2 separate regions of the Homo sapiens genome follow, and region 2 is linked to region 1. Evidence: chromatin loops called from intact Hi-C (ENCODE). Cell type or tissue: adrenal gland. All regions are shown on one strand. Each heading gives the region's core, and the rest is flanking DNA. Links, peaks and the distances in the headings are about the cores only. Region 1 overlaps COLEC12 (collectin subfamily member 12). Region 2 overlaps COLEC12 (collectin subfamily member 12).

Region 1 (12,207 bases), core at 2,184-10,183:
CTGGCTAACACGGTGAAACCCTGTCTCTATTAAAAACACAAAAAATTGGTCGGGCGTGGCGGCACGCGCCTGTAGTCCCAGCTACTCAGGAGGCTGAGGCAGGAGAATGGCGTGAACCCGGGAGGTGGAGCTTGCAGTGAGCCGAGATCCCGCCACTGCACTCCAGCCTGGGCGACAGAGCGAGACTCTGTCTCAAAAAAATAAATAAAATAAAATAAAAGCTGCAGGTCACTGCAGTGTTCATCTGGTCCAGCCACCTGCTAGCAGGAGTCATCTCTTTTCACTAATGTGTCAAGACTGTCTTATATAGAATCCTGACTGTTCATTAATTTTCTATACATATATTAGTTAATACGGAATTATATGGTACATGAAAAATACATATTCTGTATGTATATATTCTCTTTCCAATTGCTTTGTAAGCTCTTAAAAACACATACCTTTCTGATTTTCCCACAGTATCTAAAACATAGTATGTACTTGAGGGATATTTAGCTGACTTTTGGTATTTTCAGATTGGAGTTATTGTTCAAAATCTCCAAATCTGGAAAAATTGATACATCCATTTCCTCATGGCTGAAAGAAACCAAAGGTCAAATCTGAAGGAAGCTCAATTATCTTGTATCTCACTTTCATGTCTTTTGGTTAGTAAAGTGAAACGACTTTAACTTTTTGTTTAAGTATCTTCTTTGGCCTTCTATTTAAATGGTGGTTAAAAATAGTTGGTTCTGGAAGTGTGGTTGTCTGTTCAGGTTTTCATGGGAACATGTGTTTGTTTGTGAACTTTAAGGTACTCTTGGCTTTAGATATGTGCCTGCATCCCCTCCGTCTCATGGTGTAGGGTAAGGGGAGCAAGAATCGGAGGAAATCTACCATGTGGCTGGAGCCTAAGGAGAAGGGTTCTGTTAGCATGGGAAGGAGAAAGCAAAGAATAAAGGAACGTGCTGATATAGTTAGCATATTTGTCCCCACCCAAATCTCATGTTGAAATGTAGTCCCCAGTGGTGGAGGTGGGGCCTGGTAGGAGGTGTTTGGATCATGGGGGTGGATCTCTGAATGACTTGGTGTTATTGTTCTTCTTGGTCTTCTTGATAGTGAGTTCTCATGAGATCTGGTCATTTAAAAGTGTGTGGAGTCTCCTCCCCACTCTCTATCTTGCTCCTGCTTTCACCATATGACGTGCCTACTCTCCCTTCACCTTCTGCCATGATCGTAAAAGCTCCCTGAGGCCTCTCCAGGAGCCGAGTGTTGTCGGTGCCATGCTTCCTGTACAGCCGGTACAACCATGAGCCAATTAAACCTCTTTTATTTATAAATTACCCAGCCTCAGGTATTTCTTTACAGCAATGCAAGAATGGACTAACACAAGAGATCTCCAAACTTTTCCATGAAACAACCTCATCAGAAACAAGTATGAGCAAGTATCCTTCGGAATGCACATATTTATTTATAAATTATAAACATACACTATGATGATTGATACATTCAATAGTATTATAAATTAACTGTCTCTTTTTCAGATAAAAAATAGACAAATGTTTATTTTTGTTTATTCTATGTTTATACCATACTTTGGAGATCACTGGGATAGAGTCTAGAATCCATATCTGGGGGCTGATCCAGTGAAAATGCTGTGGCAGGTAAAACCAATGACATAACTGAAGTTAAACCTAAAAATTCTATACCATCAGTACTGTGAATAACCATGGAAATAGAAAATACAAGCCCATATTCACATTTCAATGTAAAATATAAGAAGCAGTTTTCATGACATTAATATAATTTTGAAATGGTATCCTCAGAAGTGGCTTCCAATCCTGACACTCTCAGCTTTGTTTATGGAGAAAGAGTTTAATTTTTTGGAGGTGGGGGTGAGGTAGGGAGGGGAGAGAAAAGGTTAAAATAGGTTAAAATATAGGCGCGAAAACAAGAAAACTAACCCCAATGTGAAAACAACTTTTATTTTAAAAAAGATGTATCTGCAAACAAATGGGATTGACGTGATATTTCCATATTATCTTAAGGCAAGAAATGTTAAGTTGTCAGAAACAATATCCTCCAATCATCCCATGGGGTCTCAAACCTATAGTAATTGCAGTTTCGAAGGGTATGCATGACTGACGTGTGCAGTGCTTTTCCAGATCTAGGAAACTACTACATGCTTGGTTTTTTACGTTTCATGTTTTAAGCTATGTCTATTTATTAAGAAATTTTTCCTTACGTATTATTTTTAAACGAAGGTCAAATATGACTTGTTGCCCTCTTCTTAGGATATTCACAGTTCATTTCTTCCTGTTGAAAATGGTTTTCCCACATGAAGTTTGGCACTCTGGGGTGAACATATAATAAAGTAATCAGATCTGACCAGGGCAGTAATTTTCATACGGAGAACTGACTGAAATGTGGGCCAGAGAGTGCAATAACATGCACTTGTTCTTTCAATGTGGCATAAAGTATGCACCAGCAGATTCCATTTAGTGTGGATTTCAGAGCATCCTGGAAAAATCATTATCCATCTCTCCTAGGTTACAGCTACCATTTCGCAACTTTGCTCCTGGTAACTTGCAGATGTTGCCTATATTTGCAACACAAGGCCTCATTTGTTTGAGCCCCAATTATGCCAAATTATGAAATTCTGATGGGGCAGATCTGACGGTTATCTGTTATGTTTTTAAACACAACAGTTTATCAAGGTATAATCCCCACACCGTACAATATGCCCATTTAAAGTATACAATTCAATGGTTTTTAGTATATTCAAAGACTTGTATACCCAACACTATAACCAATTTTCCAATTTTAGAATATTTTCATCACACCAAAAATAAATCCCATACCTCTGCCAGCCCCCAGAAAACCACTAATCCACTTTTTTTTTTTTTTGAGACAAGGTTTTACTCCTGTCACTCAGGCTGGATTGCAGTGGTGCAATCTTGGCTCACTGCAACCTTCGCCACCTGGGCTCAAGTGATTCCTTTGCCTCAGCTTCCTGAGTAGCTGGGATTACGGGTGTGCACAACCACACCCGGCTAATTTTTTATTTTTTGTAGAGAGGGGGTTTCACCATGTTGCCCAGGCTGGTCTCGAACTCCTGAGCTCAAGTGATCTGCCTGCCTCAGCCTCCCAAAGTGTAGGGATTACAGGCATGAGTCACTGCGCCCAGCCTAATCTACTTTTTGTCCCTACAGATTTGCCTGTTCTGAACACTTCATATAAATGGAATCATAATATGTGGCCTTTTGTGCCTGGCTTCTTTCACTCAGCATAAGAGTTTTAAGGTTCACCCATGTTGCAGCATGTACAAATACTGCCTTTTTTATGACTAATACTCCACTGTATGTATATTCTACATTTTATTTATCATTTACCAGTTGGTAGACATTTGGGTTGCTTTCACTTTTTCACTCTTATGAATAATGCTGTTATGAACATTGATGTACAAGTTTTTATGTGGATATGTTTTAATTTCTCCTTGGTGTATATATATATGTGTGTGTGTGTGCACGTGTGCATATGTACATACGTACATACACACACACAAACACACACCCCTAAGAGTGAAACTGCTGGGTCATATGAAAATTTTATACTCAATTTTGAGGAACTGCCAGATTGTTATGATATTTAACTTTTTACTATAAAAATCATCTTTGGGCCAGGCGCAGTGTCTCATACCTGTAATCCCAGCACTTTGGGAGGCCAAAGCAGGAGGATTACTTGAGCCCAGAAGTTCAAGACCAGCCTGGGCAACATAGCAAGACCCTATCTCTGTAAAAAAAAAAAAAAAATTTTTTTTTTTTTTTGTTTAAGTAGCCAGGCATGGGAGCACACACCTGGGAGGCTGAGGTGGGAGAATTGCTCGAGCCCAGGAGGTTGAGGACCTTCCAAAGTTTTAGCACTATTTGTATAAAATAGTTTACTAATTTCAAATTATTGTCTTATTAAAACAAGTCCAGTTGATCTTACTGTACAATTAGCATTTTCTCAGCCTTTCATATTTATAACTGAGCACCCCTAAAAACAAAAAGGCATGTATTTCATTCCCATTTTCCATCTGCCTTCTCCCTAAATCATCCTGAATCATTCTATCCATTTATCTTCAGAATTTAAAGGTCCTGAGGCACATAAATACATCAACAGGCTTTTGAAAAAATTCTATGTTCAACTCTTAACAGTTTACCTAGAGTGGTCAGTACCACCTGAACAGTTATCCTTGATCATTTATAGTGTTTATCTTTCCACGTCCAAGAGGATGGCTGTTTAAGGGCTCCTCTGGCTCCTGTGCTTGGAGGGAGGGACTTCACCATGGGAATTACATGGCCTTTAGGTCAGATAGTCACACGTGGAATCTCTCCCTATGAAAGCCTCTTCACACTATGCAGATGACACATACATTCAGGCTTTACTTGGCTTACAGCCCTTTGTTAACCAACAAAAATAGTATCTTCCAGTAAACTCCCTTTTCTACACACAATTCAGGTCATCTATGATTATGCCATCTAAGAGATACTGTGTCAGTGGCACCTTCCCGCATGGGAAGAGATCTTGCTTCTTGAGCAGGATATGACTTCCTCAGAGGCAATTGGACATCCCTTCCACTTCCCCTGTGGCAGCATGAACTTCCTCTGTTTCTCAAGGAGGTAGAGGGAGAGGGGAGCAGCCTGCCACTTCTGGAAATTCACCCACAGCTCTTGCCTGGCGTGCTGAGCAGAGGCCACCCAGTCGGGCTTTGCAAATAGAATTTGACTCCCATGCCAGACCAAGTGAAACAGATCCACCATACAGGCACTCCAGGAAAAACAGCAATCCATAACCTGTGTGTGCTGAGAATCTAGTACATTGCTCTTTATGAGCCACTGTAAAAAGCGGGATAGGATAATCCCAGTTTCTCCTTCTGTAAAATTCACCTCTCCACATATACTTGACAACATTACAGGGAGACACAGTTTCCAGAGCTTAGATACTTTGCTAATATGTAGTAAACATAAAGGTAAAACCATTAAATTGCAAGTCCTGTCCTCTCTGATTTTACTAAGCATAAAGCTATTGATCACTTTTTGTCCCCTACAGCAAGAATATATCAAGAATATAATCATATCAGGAGAAAAACTACAATCTTCATCTTTGGTAGCGGTCAATCACTTTCAGAATTCTTTTCAAAAACAGCCAGCAGTCAAATTAAATTGTAATTTGGGTTAGGGGTGGGATGGAGGAGAGAATCTGACTTTTGGGCACAGTGTGTGTGAAAATACGTATCCAAAAAGTTCAATGGGAAAATGTTGTCTCCCTGTGACTGAAAAAAAATAATTGTGCTGCTTTCAAATACCCAAGTGGTACCACAAAGTTTGTCTTTCTCTAAAGCCTGTCTGTATCAGTGCCTTTGTGTCTCTCTTGAAAATATCACTTTTTGTAGTAATCTTCTTTTTTAACCACTTTGTCATCATCGTGGGATAAACAGAGTAGACTTTCCAAAATGAATCAGGGTGGTTGGGGTTGAATAGATAAAACATGACTCTGGCAAACGAGCGTTCGCTAAAGTCTGATCCTGTAATCTTTGTGCTGGCAGAACACCACTGTAGTAAACTTGGTTTGGCAAACCCTGTATAAAAACAGGACCCTTGACTTAAGATACAGTGTAAACATGTTGACTTCCTAAAACCCTCAATGGGTATGTGGTGAAGGAAAGCTTAGACCCAGACTCTGTTATATAAAAACAAATTAACTTGAAATGTAATTTTTCTCTACTAAGGCTTTTCATAATATATGAGCAGCCCAACCCCCAAGCCCCTGCCAAACCCATCACAATTATTGTCCAAATTCCCGTGGAGTCCAAAGGGGAGGTGGTATTCAAAAGAAGTAACTGCTGGTGGACTTTGAATAAAATGAGAAGTCTGTGAGGCCAATTAGGTTGTCAGTGGACAAAAATAAGCATAAATTAGAGCAATTAAGTAAATGAAAATGATCAAAAGGAATTTGTGGCAAGAATTTTTTTGAACAGATCCTTTTCTATTATATAGGTACAAAGACCATTTTAAAGAGTTCAAAAGATTTTTAAATTTACTATACTGTACCCAAACCTCATGAAAATAAAGCATACGGAGGAATAAATTCTAGTTTCTTTTAAAAAGTTACTTCAGTTGAAGGAATATTGTACATTTGGTATACTCACAAATATTAAAAAGAATTGTTGGCTAGATACACAAAACAAGGTCATTTTTCTATTCCCAAAGAAATGACACCCAGCGGGGAAAGGGGAATAAATACTGTTTGCCAGAATTCATCTTTCATTGAAATCATACTGAAACCTATAAATTATAATAAAATATTATAATTAGAATGTTATAGTAAAATATAACAATAAAAGTGGACTTTAAGGTAGAATACATACCTTTTTAAAACAATGATTATATTTTGGGATAGAATATTATAGAAGACTTTTACTCTCTAAGTTACACATTTCTACAGATTGTTATAGTAAGTGTGTATGATTTCAGTAACCAGGAAAAAAAGAAGTATTAGGTAAAAAAATAACTCTAGTGTGAGAGGTTATCTTTGAGGCTAAGTTGAGAGGAAATCTGCTCCACTTACTGTTGTTTACACTCTAAACTAGTCGCTCTAAAATATAGTTTACACTCTAGTTGGCATCAAAAGTGCCAAAACTTGTTTTGAAGGAGACCTGCAACATAATGGAAACAAACTCTGCAAAGCTGTCAGTTGCTTCATAGGTCACTGTAATGAAGCTTCTGCAGCAAACTCTCTCTCAGGGACTCCCACACTGAACTGCTTTTACAGAAAGAGACTCACTAGGCAGCCACGGAGGTACGCCCTCAGTAAGCTATTCAGCAATAAGGGATGCCTAGCCAGCTGACAGCCTCCAGCACTGCCCCTCTCAATCTGCCACCGTGATTCCTGCCGAGGCCACACAGTCCGGGCGGAGTCTGCTTACAGCCAATGACTGATCATGGCAGGGACACGAGAGCCAGGTCACTTCTGCCCTCATGGGGCCCTTCTGACAGGCAATCTCTGCTCCCGGGCACCCATGTACCTGGCTGAGACTTTCTCAGAGCTGCACTGCAGTCTGAGATTCTTCATATCCAACTCTCCTTTTTACCTCCTCTCTTTTAAAAGGTGTTGGACCTGTGTCATCATAATTTTGTTACTGACAGTAATAACATTATTTAAAAAACAGCTTCCATTGGGATATTTCTTATCATTTTTAAACCTTTTCAGTTATATAATTTCATTTTGTCAGTAAATCATTTATTAGTAGAATATTTAGTGAAGAAATTAGGCATAGATTGCCTTCACTTGCATTAGTGGACATTTAAGTTACATGAAGGGAAAACACTGATACACAACAAAGTTACTGATGAAAACACAAGGACTTTCTTTTTTAAAACTCTCTCGGCTTCCATAACACCACACTCTTTTGGTTCTCCTTCCAGCTCTCGGAAAATGTCTTTTCCGCCTATTTCACTGGGTCATTGGTAAGGTTTGGGATCTGTGTCTCCGCCAAATCTCATGTCGATTTGTAATCCCCAATGTTGAGGGGGGGCCTGCTGGGAGGAGTGACTGGATCATAAGGGCAGAGCTCTCATGGATGGTTTAGCACTAACCCTCTTTGGCACTGTATTGTGAGTGAGTTCTTCTGAGATCTGGTGGTTTACAAGTGTGTGGCATCTCCCCCACCTTCCTCCTGCTCTGGCCATTAAGATGTGCCTGCTTCCCCTTCACCTTCTACCATGATTTTAAGTTTCCTGAGACTTCCCTAGAAGAAGCTGCTATGCTTCCTGTACAGCCTGCAGAACTGTGAGCCAATTAAACCTCTTTTCTTTATAAATTACCTAGTCTCAGGTATTTCTTTATAGTAGTGCAAGAACTAATACAGAAAATTGGTACTGAGGTGTAGGGCATTGCTACAAAGATATCTGAAAATATCAAAGTAGCTTTGGAACTGGGTAATGGGCAGAGGTTGGAGGAGTGTGGAGGGCTCAGAAGAAGACAGCAAGATGAAGGACAATTTGGAACTTCCTATAGACTTGTTAAATCGTTGTGACCAAAATGCTGATAGTGATGTGGACAGTGAAGGCCAGGCTGAGGAGGTCTCAGATGCAAATAAGGAATTTATTGGGAACTGGAGTAAAGGCCACTTTTTCCATGCTTTAGCAAAGAGTCTGGCCACACTGTGCCCCTGCTTTAGGGATCTGTAGAACTTTGCACTTAAGAGTGATGATTTAGGGTATCTGGTGGAAGAAACTACTAAGCAGCAAAACATTCAAGATGTGGCTTGGTTGCTTCTAACAGCCTATGTTCATATGCGTGAGCATATGAATGAACATACACACCTCCATACACCTCTTTCAAGTAGGCATGCCCCAGGGCTCTGTCCTTGACTCCTGCTCCTGCCTCCTGCCTGCTCCCTGTCAGTGATCACATCCATTCTCATGGTTTTCACTCTCACATATGTTATGACCATTTCCCCTCCTATGAACTTCAGATTCACATCTTACTGACTGCTGGACGTTTCCACCTAAATGACCTGAAATTAGAGCTTATATTTAAAAGGGAAGCGGAGCCCAAAAGTTTGGAAAATTTGGGGTATCTGGTGGAAGAAACTTCAAAGCAGCAAAGCATTTATGATGTGGCCTGGCTGCTTCTAACAACCTATATTCATATGCATGAGCAAAGAAATGATCTGAGGCCAGGCGCGGTGGCTCATACCTGTAATCCCAGCACTTTGGGAGGCCGAGGTGGGTGGATCACAAGGTCAGGAGTTCAAGACCAGCCTGGATGATATGATAAAACCCCGTCTCTACTAAAAAATACAAAAATTAGCCAGGAGTGGTGGCAGGTGGCTGTAGTCCCAGCTACTCAGGAGGTTGAGGCAGGAGAATTGCTGGAACCTGGGAGGCGGAGGTTGCAGTGAGTCGAGATCACGCCACTGCACTCCAGCCTGGACAACAAAGCGAGACTCCATCTCAAAAAAAAAAAGAAATGACCTGAAATTGAAACTTATATTTAAAAGGGAAGCAGAGTGTAAAAGTTTGGAAAATTTGCAGCCTGGCCATGTGGTAGAAAAGAAAAGACCATTTCCAGGGGGAGGAAATCAAGGTGCCTACAGAAATTCACGTAAGTAAAGAGGAGCCAAGTATTATTAATAATATCCAAAATAATGGGGAGAAGGCCTGGAAGGCATTTCAGAGAACTTTGTGGCACTTCATCACATACAGCCTTAAACTCTTCTCTATTTTTTAAAGATGAAGCCTTTTCTCATACCTAGATGGTAACTTGCTCGAGAAAAAGAATAGCGTCACATATCTTTAAATGCCCAACTATGCGTGATCTAGTGTTAAGCAGAATAGATATTGTTGAGTGAATAAATTTCATTGGCATCAATGATCACTCACATACACCGTGTTGGAAAAAAACTTGAATTGTGCACCTTGTGCTCAATATATGATTTAGATTAAGAGCTTGGGTTCTGAAAGCAAATGTGGTTTCAAACTTCTACCATCTATGGGCCTATAACTTTGGGCAATTTATACAATCTCCTTAAGCCTCAGTTTCCTCACTGATAAAATGGGATACTTTCTTATAGCGCTATAGTAAGAATTAATTGAGATGAAACGGGGAGTACAGCACAGTGCCTGGCATATGGTAAGCTCTCACTAAATGGTGGCTATATAATGATCGCTGTTGATTCTTTTAAGGGCTTTGGTTGCTGCTTCTAGGAACCCCCTCTTCAGCAGAAGCATCTTCCTCCGCCTCACAACCACCACTATCAAAGAGCATTTGGTTAAGAACCTTGGAAGAAATCCTCTCATTAGCTGTGTGCTTCCAAGTGTTGGCTCTGGCAGGATTCTGTGGGAGGACGAAAGATCAGCTGCTATTACCCCAACAAAACCATAACTCTTTCCAATCAAAGCCAGGACCCAAAGATGGGCTCTCCAGGACTGACTTTCAGATTTATTTTTTAAGTTACTGTGTTCTGCCAATTTGTGTTGTATTTCTTTTCCACAGAACTTCACATCTGTTCTTCCTGCCACACAAGTGCCTATGAGCTTTGGCCACAGGTGCTTCCAAGTGGAGCACAGGGCAGCTAAGGAGGTGGGAAAGAATGCTGTGATTCTGTCCCACTGAAATAGCACCACTCAGGGGTCCTCCCCCATGGGAATTGGAAGTTAATATTTTACAAGTTGAAAGAATGTAACCAAAAGACATCATCCTAAAAACCAGCAGGAAACCAGAGTCATCTTTTATTACACACTGCCAAGTCCATCTTCTGATACACAGGAGAACTTCTGAACAACAAAGAGAGGTCTCTGGGGTTTGGTGGTTTATTTTGCTTCTTTCTCCACCCCAGTCCAACTTCCCCTCTTAAGATGTGTCAGTGAACTTAGCAAGCAAGAATTCTAAATTAGCATCGTATGATCAGTGTCACTGGCTTGTTCTGGAGATCACCAAAGATAGGAACGTGCTAGGAGACACAAGGACAAGAGGCACTCCTGGCCAGGTTGGGGATTTCTAGAATTTAAGAATTAATCAAGAAAGAAATGAGAGGGAGAAGGAAGAGAGAAGAGAAACTGGAAAATGAGAAGGATGAGGAAGGAGGAGGAAGAGGAAAATTATCAGCCAGTTTCCCCTGACCAGCATCCCCACCCTCAGCTACCCACATGCAGAGATACAGAGAGAGACACAGAGACAGAGACAGAACACAGAGCTGTGTGGTTGGGAGTGAGGGAACCAGACACATAGGATTTGGATTTGTCAGCGCTAAATGCTAAGTTCTCCCTCCTCTTCTCAACTTAAATAATGCCCCAGGGCTCAGTCCTCAGCCCTTATCTTCCCTGTCTATACTCTCTTCTTCTGTGGTCTCATCCAGTCCCTGGGCTCTATGCTAAAGACTCCTAATTTTTATGTGCAGCCACAACTTCTCGACTCAGATCCAGACTCATGCAATTACGCTCCACTGAATGTATAATAAGCATCGCAAACTTGACATAATAAAGACAAAATTCAAAATCTGCTCCTCCCTTCAATAAATGTACCCCTGTTCAGCAAGATGCTTAGCTCAAGCACCTAAAAGTCACCCTTAATCTCACTCTTTCCCTGATAGCCACATCAGCAAGCCTGGTCAGCTCTGCCTCTAACATACATCCCAAATCTTATCACTTCTCAGCATCTCCAGGACCAGTGTTCTAATCAAAGACACCATCACCTCTGATTTAGTCTAGAGGCACAACCTCCTACAGATCTCCCTGCTTCCGCACTTCAGCAGTCAGAGTGGGTTATGTTATGAAACATATCCGTTCTCTAGTTGAGCCCTCTGAAGGCTTTCCATAGACTCCAAAGCCCTCCCCATGGGCCCCCTGGTCTCAACATATTCTAGCCCTATTTCTTGACGTCATCTCCTCCATCTCCCCGCCACTCTATTGTAGCTACAGCTGGCTTAGTTCTATTCCTAGAACATTCCATGCTGTTTCCACCTGAGGGACTTTTTACTTCCCACACACCATGAGGCTACGATGCGCTTCCCAAATCACAGCCTCCCTCACTCTGTTCTTGTTCCCACTCCCACATGACCTCCTCCCAGAGGCCTTTCCTAACCACCCTATCTAACACAGCCACTCATCAGCCGGGCATGGTGGCTCACACCTGTAATCCCAGCTCTTTGGGAGGCCAAGGCAGGTGAATCACCTGAGGTCAGGAGTTCAAGACCAGCCTGGCCAACATGGTGAAACTCCATCTCTACTAAAAATACAAAAATTAGCTGGATGTGGTGGCAGGCGCCTGTAATTCCCACTACTTGGGAGGCTGAGGCAGGAGAATCACTTGAACCCAGGTGGTGGAGGTTGCAGTGAGCCGAGATCACGTCATTGCACTCCAGCCTGGGAGATAAAAGTGAGACTCTGTCTCCAAAAAAATAAATAAAACAGAATAGCCACTCCTCTCTATTGCTCCCTTGTCCTTGTCCTCTCCCTAGCATTTATCACTATTTGAATGACGGTTTTCGATTAGTTTGTTACCTGTCTTCTCATCTGCCATGAGGGCAGGTCTTTTCTGTCTCATTCTACAACTATTTCCAGAGCCTAAAACAGAGTCTGGCATATGACAGATACTCAATAAATAGCTGAACAAATAAATGTTGAGCCATTTGGACTGGCTAGAAAGGGCTTCCTATACTCAGAATTTTGAGTTTTATTTTCA
Region 2 (12,207 bases), core at 2,528-10,527, 60 kb before region 1:
CTGCATCTCATCACAACAGAGTAGGTTTTCCTAACCTCGCAAATACATGACCTGAAAAAACAGGATTGAAAACGACTTTGAAAGGCTGGAACTCTGGAGCAAACCCAATATAATGAAATTCAACAGGAATGAAGTCCCTGCTTACCTTAGGCTCAAGTTTCTATCTGGACACTCCACTTATTAGCACTAATCCCCCCGAGCCCTGGTTTCTTAATGTGTAGTATGGGCATCATTACAGCCACATTATAGGATTATTGTATAGATTAAATGAAATTATGCATTTACAGTGAATACAGTATAGGTGGCACAAAGTGGGCCAGTGTATAGTAAGTGCCTGCTTCTTTTCTCCTTTTTGCTGATTCAAGCAAATGTTATTTTTAAATTTTGTTTTAAGTGACACATAATAATTGTACATATTCATGAGCACAATGTGATGTTTCTATCCATGTATACATTGTGTAATGATCAAATTATAGTATTGAGCATCACCTCAGACATTTATCATTTCTTTTTTTGTGTGTTGTGATCATTCAGAATCCTTTAAAAATGCAATGATTTTTTGGGGTGTCATCTACAGGCAAAGAGCATGCATTCTGGCCTGCACCTCCATGCTGTCCATTTTACAACGCAATTCCCCCAACGGGACTCTGTCATTTTCCAGGACTGCCTGTACTGTGTGGGCAAGTCTGTCTAATCTGGAGTCCAGGACTGGGAAGTTCATTCTTGTGGCATACCCAACCCATATCCTCTCATTTGGGCCTTTATCAGAATTAAAGGTGAATTTTTTAAATTAAAAAAGCCAGAACATAATTTAATTTAATTTTTTAAATTAAAATTGCCAGAACATAAGACGAGAGTAATGGCTTAGTAGTAGCATGAGTAAGAGTTTGAGTGAGTAGCCTATTCAGTATGAGTCAGTGATTTGGTGCTGTTAATATGCAATGAGATGGAGGTGAGGAGGGAGTGAGGTCTCAGGAGGGAGATGTATGTGCCCAACTCCCCGTATGTCTCATCATAAAGTCCCAGAGGACAAAATACAATAATACCTGCCAGAAACATGATAAAAGATGAGTTTAGCTACCCTAGCTGTGGAACTTAAGTTACGATTATATTGGTTTTGTATAAACGTAAAACAAAAATCAAGATAAAAACTAAAAACCAAGAAACAACCATGAGTTTTAGCTTACGGAGAGATCTATCCATTCAACAATAGGTTGTAACCTCCCATCTCCCCTAACTGCCCCCTACCCACTCCTTCTCCACACTCTACCTGGGTATCCATCAACGCCTCTGATTAGTAAAGAATCCAGAACAGTGGTTGTATTAGTCCATTCTCAGGCTGCTAATACAGACATACCCGAGACTGGATAATTTATAAAGGAAAGAAAGGAAAGAGGTATAATTGACTCACAGTTCCACATGGCTGGGGAGACCTCACAATCATGGCAGAAAGTGAAGGAGGAGCAAAGTCACATCTTACATGGTGGCAGGCAAAGAGAGAATGAGAACCAAGCAAAAAGGGGTTTCCCCTTATAAAACCATCAGATTTCATGAGACTTATTCATTTCCATGAGAACAGTATCGGGGAAACCGCCCCCATGATCCAATTATCTCCCACTGGGTCCCTCCTACAACATGTGGGAATTATGGGAGCTACAATTCAAGATGAGATTTGGGTGGGGACACAGACAAACCACATCAGTGGTTCTGAATCTTGGCTACAATCGACATACCCAAGAAGCTTTTATAAATCTTGATGCTTAGACCACATTCCAGGTCTGTTATATCAGGGTCTCTGCTTGTGGGTCCCAGGCATGCATCCAGCGGATCGCAGTGTGCAGCCAAGGTTGAGAACAACTGCTCCAGAATGCTAGTCCACCTCACCTGGAGGATGGTACCCATTCCGGGCCACTAACTTGAGGAAGGCTGGAGTGTGACCAGGATAGAGAGGAGTCTAATGTTTGACATAAAGACAGCTGGAAAAGGACATGAAGAACAGGAGGCTCAGGGAGGTGTGGTTGTTACCTGCAGATAGATGAAGGACTGCCACGTGTAAGAGGAAGTTATTTTGTTTTCCCTGCATTGCTATTAAAGGTGGGAACTAGAGAAAATTGAATTTCAGCTCAACCTAAAAAGAGAACTCTTTGAGCAGGGAGTAGGAGGCACAGTTAAAAGAATGTGCAACCTACTGCTGAATGCTGTGCACGTAAGCTAGAGTGAAACCCCGTTGGTCAGAGATTCTGTAGAAGGAGGTCGGCACAAGACACAGGGAACTGGACTCCATGACCTTTAAGGTCCTGTGTAACTGTGATTCCAGGTGTCTTTGATTCTAGGGGCTCAATGGTTTGTCATGGACTAATTACCAACTTTGCAGAAGGAATAAAAACATTTTGTTGAACTCAGGAGAACAAATCCATCATAAACCTTACCAAATGGATAAGCACAGATAGGCTGGGACATAGGAATAAGCCTAAGAAGACTGAAATGCCTAGAAGTTCTTTCCATATCACCATACAGTTCATGAGAACAACTTAAAATACAGCAATAAAACGCAATCACAGTAAATGGCCTTGCTGTGGCAGCTCTCTAGAAGGATATCTGCTGATTTAAGAAGGCAGAACTCTGGAGGAGACCCCTGCTGTTTACATGGTTGTCCAAGTTAATTATCCCTGTACTTTCAGATGAAGTGAATGGTAATCTGTTTATCTAGGTCAAATAGTTGGAACTGACTCTGTCCCTTGACAGTCATATGAAAATACGTAGTGTTGTCCTTTTGGGCATTATAAGAAAGATCAGGTTAAAAAAATAGCATCCACTTCTTTACAGGCACAACATAGCCTTTATTTCTAAAGTACTCTAATTAGACCCAACTCTAAACAAGTGGTTTAAAATGGGATTTTTTTTTTTTTTTTTTTTTTTTTTGAGACAGAGTCTCGCTCTGTTGCCCAGGCTGGCGTTCAGTGGTGCGATCTCGGCTCACTGCAACCTCCACCTCCCGGGCTCAAGCGATTCTCCTGCCTCAGCTTCCTGAGTAGCTGGGATTACAGGCACACACCACCACACCAAGCTAATTTTTGTATTTTTAGTAGAAATGGGGTTTCACCATGTTGGTTAGGCTGGTCTCGAACTCCTGACCTCGTGATCCACCCATCTTGGCCTCCCAAAGTGCTGGGATTACAGGCATGAGCCACCGTGCCTGGCCAAAAATGGAAATTTTTTTAAAGACAGAAAGAAAAGAGATTTTAGTGGCTAATTATTTCCGTTTTTTCAATTCATGGTATATTTTTTGTCTTGAGTTTATGGAATGTTTCCCCATAGAGATAATGAAAATCTGGCTTCTGGCCTCTGCAACCATTCTAAGAACAGCAAAGTACATACATGGAAGAAAGGATGGAAATACCACAGAAAATTAGTAAAATGCTGATACTGGTTACCAGAACAAAGAGGGGTGTCAGAATGGAGGAAGAAACTTTATATGTCAGAATGTATCTAGGGGAGATGTGATTTAATCTACAAAATAAAATCTTTGGGAGAGTAAAGTGCTACCTAATGGCATTTACCAGATGTCCTTTAAGGTTGATCTGATTTCAGATTAAGTCAGTCAGAGTGAGCTGGGGATACAGTAGGGGTGGATAAATCCACTGTGGGAAAAGTTAGGATTATCAGGGTACCTTTTGTGGGTGGGGGAGAAGGCTAGGCTTCAGTTTGACCCTTGAGGGATGGTGCCTTCAGGAAATTACAGAATTATTGAGCTTCCTGAGCTACAAACTTCCCTTAGATTATGTCCCTTTGAACTACTTATTCTTTACTACCTAAATCCAATGTATTGAACATTGTTGAGCACCAACTGTACAAGTCATGTTGTAACCATACATGGGCAGGCAGGGGTGACTGGAAGACTAAAACGTGGTCACTGCCATCTTGGAACCCTAGAATGATAATGCTACAAGACCTTGCTACTCAAAGTACTGTCTGTGGACTAGTGGCATCAGCATTATCTGGAATATTCTCAGATGTACAACCTCAAGCCTGTCCCCAGACCTACTGAATCAGAATCTGCATTTTAACAAGATCCCCAGGTGATTCCTATGTCCATTAACATTGGAGAAGCACTGCCATTGGAGACCTCAGAGTCTCTAACCTCTCACCCTTCAGATACAAACCCAAGGCTCAGAGAAGTTAGGTGACTTGCTCAAGGTCACACCACACATTCATAGCAGCCAGGTTTAGAACATTTCTTGATGCTTCATCTGGAAACATATATTACAGGAAAAGAATGGATATGGGAACCAGGCAGACCTGAATTTGGAAGCTGAGAGCCTCAGTTTTCTCACTTACGGAAACTAAGTTGCTTATACTTCCTCAAATATTCCTCAAGTATAAGCAACCTAGTTTCCATAGGTCTCAAAAAATAAAATTTGATTTCAATTTTTTTTTTCTGTTCCCACCAGCACCTTCTGGGCACACATAGCTTCTGAAGAGGCCAGGTGTACAGCTGACTTGGGATTGAGGGGTTCTCCACGTAGTGAGGAGTTTTGTTACAGAAAGAACGCAGACCGCTACCATATCTGCTGAAGGTAGGGTGCCCACATTGCTGCCCCATGATCGCTAAGACTGTTGTCTATGCTTTATATAGATCCCTGGATGTCTCCAGTCCTGTTTTCCAACACATGATCTTTATGGCAACACCACTGAGCTCGCTTTTGGCAGATTAATTGGTAGCGTTGTCAGCACAGCTACCTTTTATTGCCAATAAACTTGGGTCCCTGAGCGCTGTGGCCTTAATTATTTGTTATTTCTTTTTCCAAGAGGGATAAAGAATGTTCTGCTTTTTTTTAAAGTGTCTTTTGCATCAGGACAAGACCCTGAATAATTCACTGAGGAATTTACCATATGGCAGTGAGCAGAAGCGCTTTAGAGAAAGCAAAAAATTAGCAGACGACAGCACCCTCTACTAGCCTTTTCCCTTTTCTTTATACTTTCATTCCTTCTTTCTCATCTCCCCATCAAAAAAATTAAACGAAAATCATACTTAATGGCTAGAACTCCATTTTTTTTTTAATGGCAGAGAATCAGTGGCTTCCAATTTAAGCCTAATGATGAAATTTCCACCAGTAAAATATGGTGGACATGTTTGAAGGCGTCAATGACATAGTGCAATCCTTCTGCGATGATTTCTCACTTAATACTTGAGAACTGCTCAGTCTCTCACGGCAACATGGATTCAGATACAACCATATACGGCTGTGTATTTTCATAACTCTTAAAAATAAATATGTACGCTAGGAAAATTTGGGATCTTTGTTGAGAGAATTTAAAGTTAGGCAAAAAATCATTTTGATGAGTGTAATCACTGTATAACCCAGTGTGTAATTTTAAGACGCTTCACTAGCTTGTGGGGCTTATCAGAATATTTTTCCTTATGTACGACAAAACTGGGACCACATTAAGCAAAATTCCACTGATTACTTTTTATGCAACTGAGAAATTGTCAGTTCAGCCAATTGCTAGCTCTCTCCAATACTTGGGATCTAGGAAAAATTAATGCATGGGGAAGGGAACACAAAGTCCGTTTTGGCCTATAGTTTCAGTATCTTCCCCGCAAAACAGTTTACGGAATTGGCTAGTAGGCAGACAGATGTAAGCTGCACCTTCTTTCATTTCTACCTTCTTGTCAAGGGGCTAATGAACTGTAAAACAGCCCCAACTAGACAGCAGGAGGGGTAAGGAACAAAAAGAACTTGGTAATAAACCATCTACATAATTGGTTCTTGAAAGAAAATCAAGCTTAAATATTAATATTTAAGGCTGTTAGTAGCCCTCAACTTCCACAATTGCAAGACACATCAGCTACTTAGTATACTATTTTATTATAGTCAAATACCACCTCATTTGAAATAGAGGCCTAGATTGATGTTTCAGTCAGAGTTATCCGTATAATCTCTAACTAAATCCGCCTAATTGGATCATCTGCAATGGCTCCTTTGGCCATTAGTCTTAATTAACGTGGCACCATGGTTACTGCACATGCTCACTGGCTTTAAAGTAGCAGCTAACCTGATCATCTATCAGCCTCTTTATGAAACGATTCACTTGTCAAGTTTCTGTATGCGCATGGGTCTCTCCAAATGCCAACCACACATCAGTGATGTTTGTAAACTCCAGGATTTTTTGTTTCATTTTGTTTTTTTGAGACAGGGTCTTGCTCTGTTGCCCAAGCAGGAGTGCATGGCACGAACTCAGCTCACTCCCACCTCAGCCTCCTGGGTAAACTCCAGTTTTAATAATGCTTAAGTCATTTCATGAGCTACCTGTGGCCACCCAGGTCCCAGAGCTGGCATGTCACAGAAATGGACTAAACAGAGATGAGGTTGAAGAAACAACTGAAGGTAATCCTGGCAATGAAGAGGTGGATCTTAGGGTCTTCCTGCCTCCAACTCTGCACTGCTCTTCCTTCTCTGGAACCCTCTCTCCTTGTGTCCAAGTGTGCTCACATGGTGCCCTTCTCCAGTTCTCTCCAAGTACTTCTTCCTCCTATAACAACACTCCCTCTCCTGTGGAGTGTCTACATCAGGTGTGGGAAGGAAAGCAGCCCAGTTACATTATTCACAATTCAGTGAATAATATTAACAATGGAAAAGATGAGCTTGTTGATACAATTGGATTTATAATTGATAGCATTCAGCTAAAGTAATTTTGCAAAGGAAGTTATTTCAGGCAGAATTAGAAAATAATTTTTGAAAAGTAGGGGATATAAAAAAATAAATGTCCATTACACACACACACAGACACACACACACACACACGGCCATGATATAGAATACTGTGCAGCAATTTTTTTTTTTTTTTTGGAGATGGAGTCTTGCTCTGTCGCCCAGGCTGGAGCATAGTGGCACGATCTAGGTTCACTGCAAGCTCTGCGATCTCGGCTCACTGCAAGCTCCGCCTCCCAGGTTCAAGTCATTCTCCTGCCTCAGCCTTCCGAGTAGCTGGGACTACAGGCGCCCGCCACCATGCTCGGCTAATTTTTTGTATTTTTAGTAGAGACGGGGTTTCGCCATGTTAACCAGGATGGTCTTGATCTCCTGACCTCATGGTCCGCCCACCTCGGCCTCCCAAAGTGCTGAGATTACTATGCATGAGCCACCGAGCCCAGCCCACTGTGCAGCAATTTTTTTAAAAAAAGATATAGCACTATATATACTGAAATGAAAACTCTCCAAGATACTGTAACAACAAGCCCCTTTTGGACTTCTTAAATCCAGCCACAAACTCACAAATAAGGTCATCCCCGGACTTTCTCCACTAATTCAGAATAATCCCTCTCTTTCCCCTACTCCCTGAGAGAATCAGGCTTACTCGGTACCACCCACAGACTCAAGCCTGCAGAACTCAGAAGAGTACTTCTGAAAAGTTGCTAGTAGTCTCTGAGCCCAACCAACAAACATTAGCGGCTTTCTCGTGGTCAAACCACACTCACAGATCTGGCCACAAAGGCAAATTCATTTTCCAGTGAGGGATTTACAAACTACATCTGTAGCTTTCTGATGAGTGACTTTTGTTCTAATTTTTGTTCTAATCTAAGGCTAAAGATAAGGTTCTGATGGAATTTTTTCTTTAATATTAAAGCATAAATAAACAAAACACAAAGCATTGAGCAAACACACTGAGACTTATTTCACAGTGCCATCTCAACCGAGGCAGTTCCCAGGACCTAGAAGTGCTTTGCCCAGCAGGGGGCTAGGTCCCCACCAATCACAGCTGCACTTCCCAAGAACAGGCCTCAGGTGTTCCTAAAACCTGGGAAGGGAGGCCATCGTGCTGCCCAAATGTTGATTTGCTATAAAAGCAAAAAGATGGGCCATACCTCTCCTCCTTCGAGCTATTTCTGAAAAAGAGGCAGGATGACAAACTTGAGTTACACTCTTCCAAAGCAGAAACTACTGTCTGGGACTTAGCTTTCTGTTGTTGCTGTATGTTCCATTAAACCAGTTCAATGGGCTAAGGATCATTCAGCAAATAACTATTTCTGTGTTAAAAGATTAAAAAGATAACAGAGGGTCAGGCACAGTGGTTCATGCCTGTAATCCCAGCACTTTGGGAGGCAAGGTGGGCAGATCACCCGAGGTCGGGAGTTCGAGACCAGACTGGCCAACAGGGTAAAATCCATCTCTACTAAAAATACGAAAATTAGCCAGGCATGCCGGTGTGTGCCTGTAGTCCCAGCTACTCGGGAGGATGAGGCAGGAGAATTGCTTGAACCTGGGAGGGGGAGGTTGCAGTGAGCCGAGATTGTGTCACTGCACTCCAGCCTGGGCCACAAAGTGAGACTCCGTCTCCGAAAAAAAAAGAAGAAAAATGATAGCAGAGGCAACGGCTCCTTTGGTTTCTTTGGTGCATGCACTGTCATCCTCAAGAGTTAAGAAGGCCCTGTTTTCCTAATGTCCTTGTCACTGTTTAGCAGCAAGCACACGGGCACAGGGACACTCCTTGCCTGTGGGACAGACATCGTTCCCATAGCAGCAAACCCATGTCTGTCAGGAAGTAACCAGGCAGCAGCTGTGGGCAGCTGTGTGCCCATGGGGAACTGGTCCGCTCTTTTTTTCTATTACTTTTTTTACAAAAACCTGAATTTCCGGTTTTATTACAAAGCCATTTCTAAATGATGGGTTTTCTAAACCAAAGTCTCAGATTTGGCTGTCAGGGGGTCTTATTCCTATCGCCTTAACGTGAGGAGGGCTATTGGTGTGTAGCTTCCTGCATCTTGTAGACCCAGTCTCTGAAAACTCTCAATGCTTTGAGCCAAAAGAGACTCAGGAGATTACACATTCTCTTATTTTAGGAGTGTGTGCAGGTGCCAACTGGAATGCGGTGAGTGGTACTGTGTGTGCGCAAACAGAGAAGAGAACAGGAAAGAACATTTTACCCTCCACAATTTGGGGGTGGATTGCTTTTTGAAACCTTTGGCAAATAATTGCATCAAAGTGTCTCAGTTCTTCAGCGAATACACATGTGTTGTGGTACCAGGTCCACCTATGGTACTGAGGTCCGGAATCTCCTCCCTGACTATAAATTGGGGGTTTTTGTTGTTGTTGTTGTTTTGGTTCTATACTGAGCACCTATGGCTCTCTGGTTATAAGTACTCTTGTTGATTGGGAGGAGAATCCTGTCTTTTGGGACACTAGTTTATAATTTAGTGCACTGTGGCAGCAGAGCTATCAATGTCTGAATTTATCTCCCATCTTGGTATTTTCAGGGGGAACCAGAGAAAACAGTCTATATCCACCAATTCTCCACCACACACCAAGTTATTTTTTAGATGTTTAATGAAAATGTTGGCAGGAGGTGGCAATAGTTATTTTTACTTAAGTATAGCACTCAGAAAGGCAATCTTTAAAACCTAGAGTTCAAGTTTATCCTTATTATTTACAATGAGTAAGGACTTTTGGGAAGATCTGGCTATTGAATATCAACAGGTAAGATTATTTAAAGTTCCTACAATGATTGTGAAAATAATCTCGCATTCTGCTGAGAATATCCTCATCCACAATTCATACGTGGCATCATACTTTGCATGTTTGGTAAATAAAGGGTGGAAAGAACAAATCTTTGGATTGTCTCTACTAGCCAGTGTATACCTGGGGCCATTCATGGGATCCAGGAACCAGACTGTGCCTGTCTCTCCGTGAACAAAGAGCATCCTTGGAGCATTCTTGCCAATCAAATGGATGCTTTTTTCTAAGTTAACTGCAGAAAGCCTTCCCTACCTACAGTGTTTGTAATTTTTCAACTTGTGCTACTGTAGCTTGGTACCTGCTGGGCATGGCTATCATTACCTACAATTCACTACTCTTCTGGATAACTCGCCTGAACCTTGAAAGGTAAAAAATAACTGCACTAAAATCAAAAGACCTGGGTTACAATTCTGGTTTTGTCACCGAACATCCATGCTAACTTGATCAAGCCTTAGTTTTCCCATCTATAATGTGATAATCACACGACTCCTGTACAAGGTTTTTATGCAATTTAAATTACATACTGGATGGGAATATAGTTTATAAATTATACCATGTTATATAAATATGTAGGATTTGGTATTTGGCGAAACTTACACTCTCTTTTAGCCCCCATTTCAGATGCTATTTGGTGAAATGCCACACCCTTGTCCCAGCTTTCTGGACCCAGGTTTGTGCATCACACAATTACTTCAGCTACTAAGGAAAAAGGGCCAAATCTCAAAAGGTGCTTAGCCCACAGTTTTACTCCTAAAATGTGAGGGCCTTTTATGGGCCCACTTCCAGCCTAGAGTTCACAGCAAGACATGTGCTGTCAGGGCAGGAAACTTTACTTAACAACCTAGCCCTAATGCAGGCCGGTTTGAGCTGAGCCATTGGACTGCACTTAGTCCAGAATGACCGGTTACTTCTCTTCCATGACTAAACATCTTTGGAAAAGATTCTTTTCTTTGTTACATAACCCAATGTTCAGACTCCTTTGTTCTTGAGGTCTTCACCAATGAATAGAAGCTCAAGTTCATTGCCTGCTACCTAATGCTTTTTAAGAGCCCTGTTGTAAGAAATAATATTCATGGATGATTGCCTGAAAGATATGAAGAACATCCATTCCTCTAGATACCCTAAGTTGTATTCACACATCAAGCCAAACCATCAAAAAACAGCAGGCTTAGGCTGAATTGTTCTGGTCCCATGTAGAGCTGCTTTTACTGAATTACACTTTGGCAAGATGCCATTGGCTCGCACTGAGGGACATTACAAGAAACAGTCTTATAAAAATTGCTAGTGCGGGGATATTGTTGAAGATATTTCCACTGTATCCCATCTTGAGCCTCTGAAGAGAATCAACAGAGAAGTGTCCCTTGGCTCTTAATTCCAGAAGAAGCCTGTTTCTCTCGAGCATTTGGCTTTTCTCATGTAGGCACAGCAAATTTCATATTTCCCTTTTTTCTTTGGTATCTAGGGAGCTCGGAGGCACAGCAAATTTCATATTTCCCTTTTTTCTTTGGTATCTAGGGAGCTCGGAGTCAAATCTTCTTCCCACCTCTAACAACTGTACATAAACTGTATATAAACAAGCCACTCTCTACCATGAATCTATGATCCCATCACACCGACCTGCAACATTCCTTGAATCTGCCATGCACTTTCATGTTGCCCTGCGTCTGCCTACGCATGTTCCTCTGCCTGGAATACCCTTTGCCTGTCTTTTAGATAAGTGAAATCCTGGCGGAACTCATAGCTCCTATCTGTGCCCGTGTGGCCTTTCATCCACACCACCAGTGTAGCACTTATCATAATATATTCCAGCAGACTATATACACGTCTGTGCCCTTTGCTAGATCATAAATTCCTTTCAGGCAATGCCATGTACGTTTATCTTTGTATCCTCAGTTCCAGATGCCTAATAGATGTTCAACAAATGTCTACAAAATTAGTGAGTAATTGAACACTCCTGTTCCAGCACCAACATGAAGGAAACTTAAGATGTTTGTTACAAGGTTAATATCAAAACACATTACACTGTTTACATAGGCTTTGTGGAGGTGGTTGCTGGAGGTCCCGGGTGCAGGTGGTGGCGTCTGTCTTAGAGAAGACCCCAATCTCCAATCTTGCTTTTGGAGACAGGAATAATGGGATGCTTTTTTTCCTACAATGTTTCCCTTATAGCATTTTATACTCAGTCAACTTCCAGCAGCTTGTCCATTGATGAGGCCAACACCAGAAAAGCAATTGAGTAAAGTCAGAAATAGAGAAAATTGTGCCCAATTCTGTTTTGTCGTTCCATAGGACAGAGGACAGGAGTCCAGAAAGGAGGGTGGGAGGCAACCTGGTACTGGGGTCAGTGTGGGTGTAAACACACATGAATGCTGAGGAAATTTAAGATCAGCAACCAATTATTTGATCCATTTTCTAACCCCAGAGGGGGCTGGAAGTGGGAATGATGCTATCACAGCCTCCCTTGTTCTTCTAGTGCTAGAACAGTGGGTTTCTCGTTTAAGAATCCAAAAATATCCATTGGGTGATGTAATACCACATGAAAATGGCATCATGGTGTTTACAGCAGAATGTTGTATCAAAACATATTCGAAAGACATTGCAGAGCAACATTCAATACAGTGAACTGAAACTTTTGACCTTGAAGGTTTCCCATTTTTGCTTCTTGCTTTGGTGTCTGCTTTTCTTTGAAACT

What was found. A loop is a pair of places that touch in the nucleus more often than their neighbours do. Peaks named below come from ENCODE experiments on the same cell type or tissue, not always from the same donor. Only the 100,000 strongest peaks of a DNase experiment are listed, where the experiment ranks them.
Region 2: a loop joins it to region 1, with 4 times the contacts of the local background. A loop is called at or near these places in 9 of 110 quality-filtered maps.

What each region holds. Positions count from the first base shown.
Region 1 is chr18:442,767-454,973 of GRCh38, forward strand. The region is part of intron 2 of COLEC12 (collectin subfamily member 12); the gene reads right to left. Among named protein-coding and RNA genes, the nearest start is that of COLEC12, 52 kb to the right of the region's middle. RefSeq lists a silencer at 4,383-4,677. In adrenal gland, for the core only: no CTCF peak of the experiment used is centred there; a DNase peak (open chromatin) is centred at 6,915.
Region 2 is chr18:382,421-394,627 of GRCh38, forward strand. All of the region lies in intron 2 of COLEC12 (collectin subfamily member 12), which reads right to left. It overlaps LOC107985155 (a long non-coding RNA gene), which reads left to right. Exons shown (of 2, transcript XR_007066264.1): 1 at 1-4,577. Among named protein-coding and RNA genes, the nearest start is that of COLEC12, 110 kb to the right of the region's middle. RefSeq lists an enhancer at 11,592-12,207. In adrenal gland, for the core only: no CTCF peak of the experiment used is centred there; a DNase peak (open chromatin) is centred at 6,260.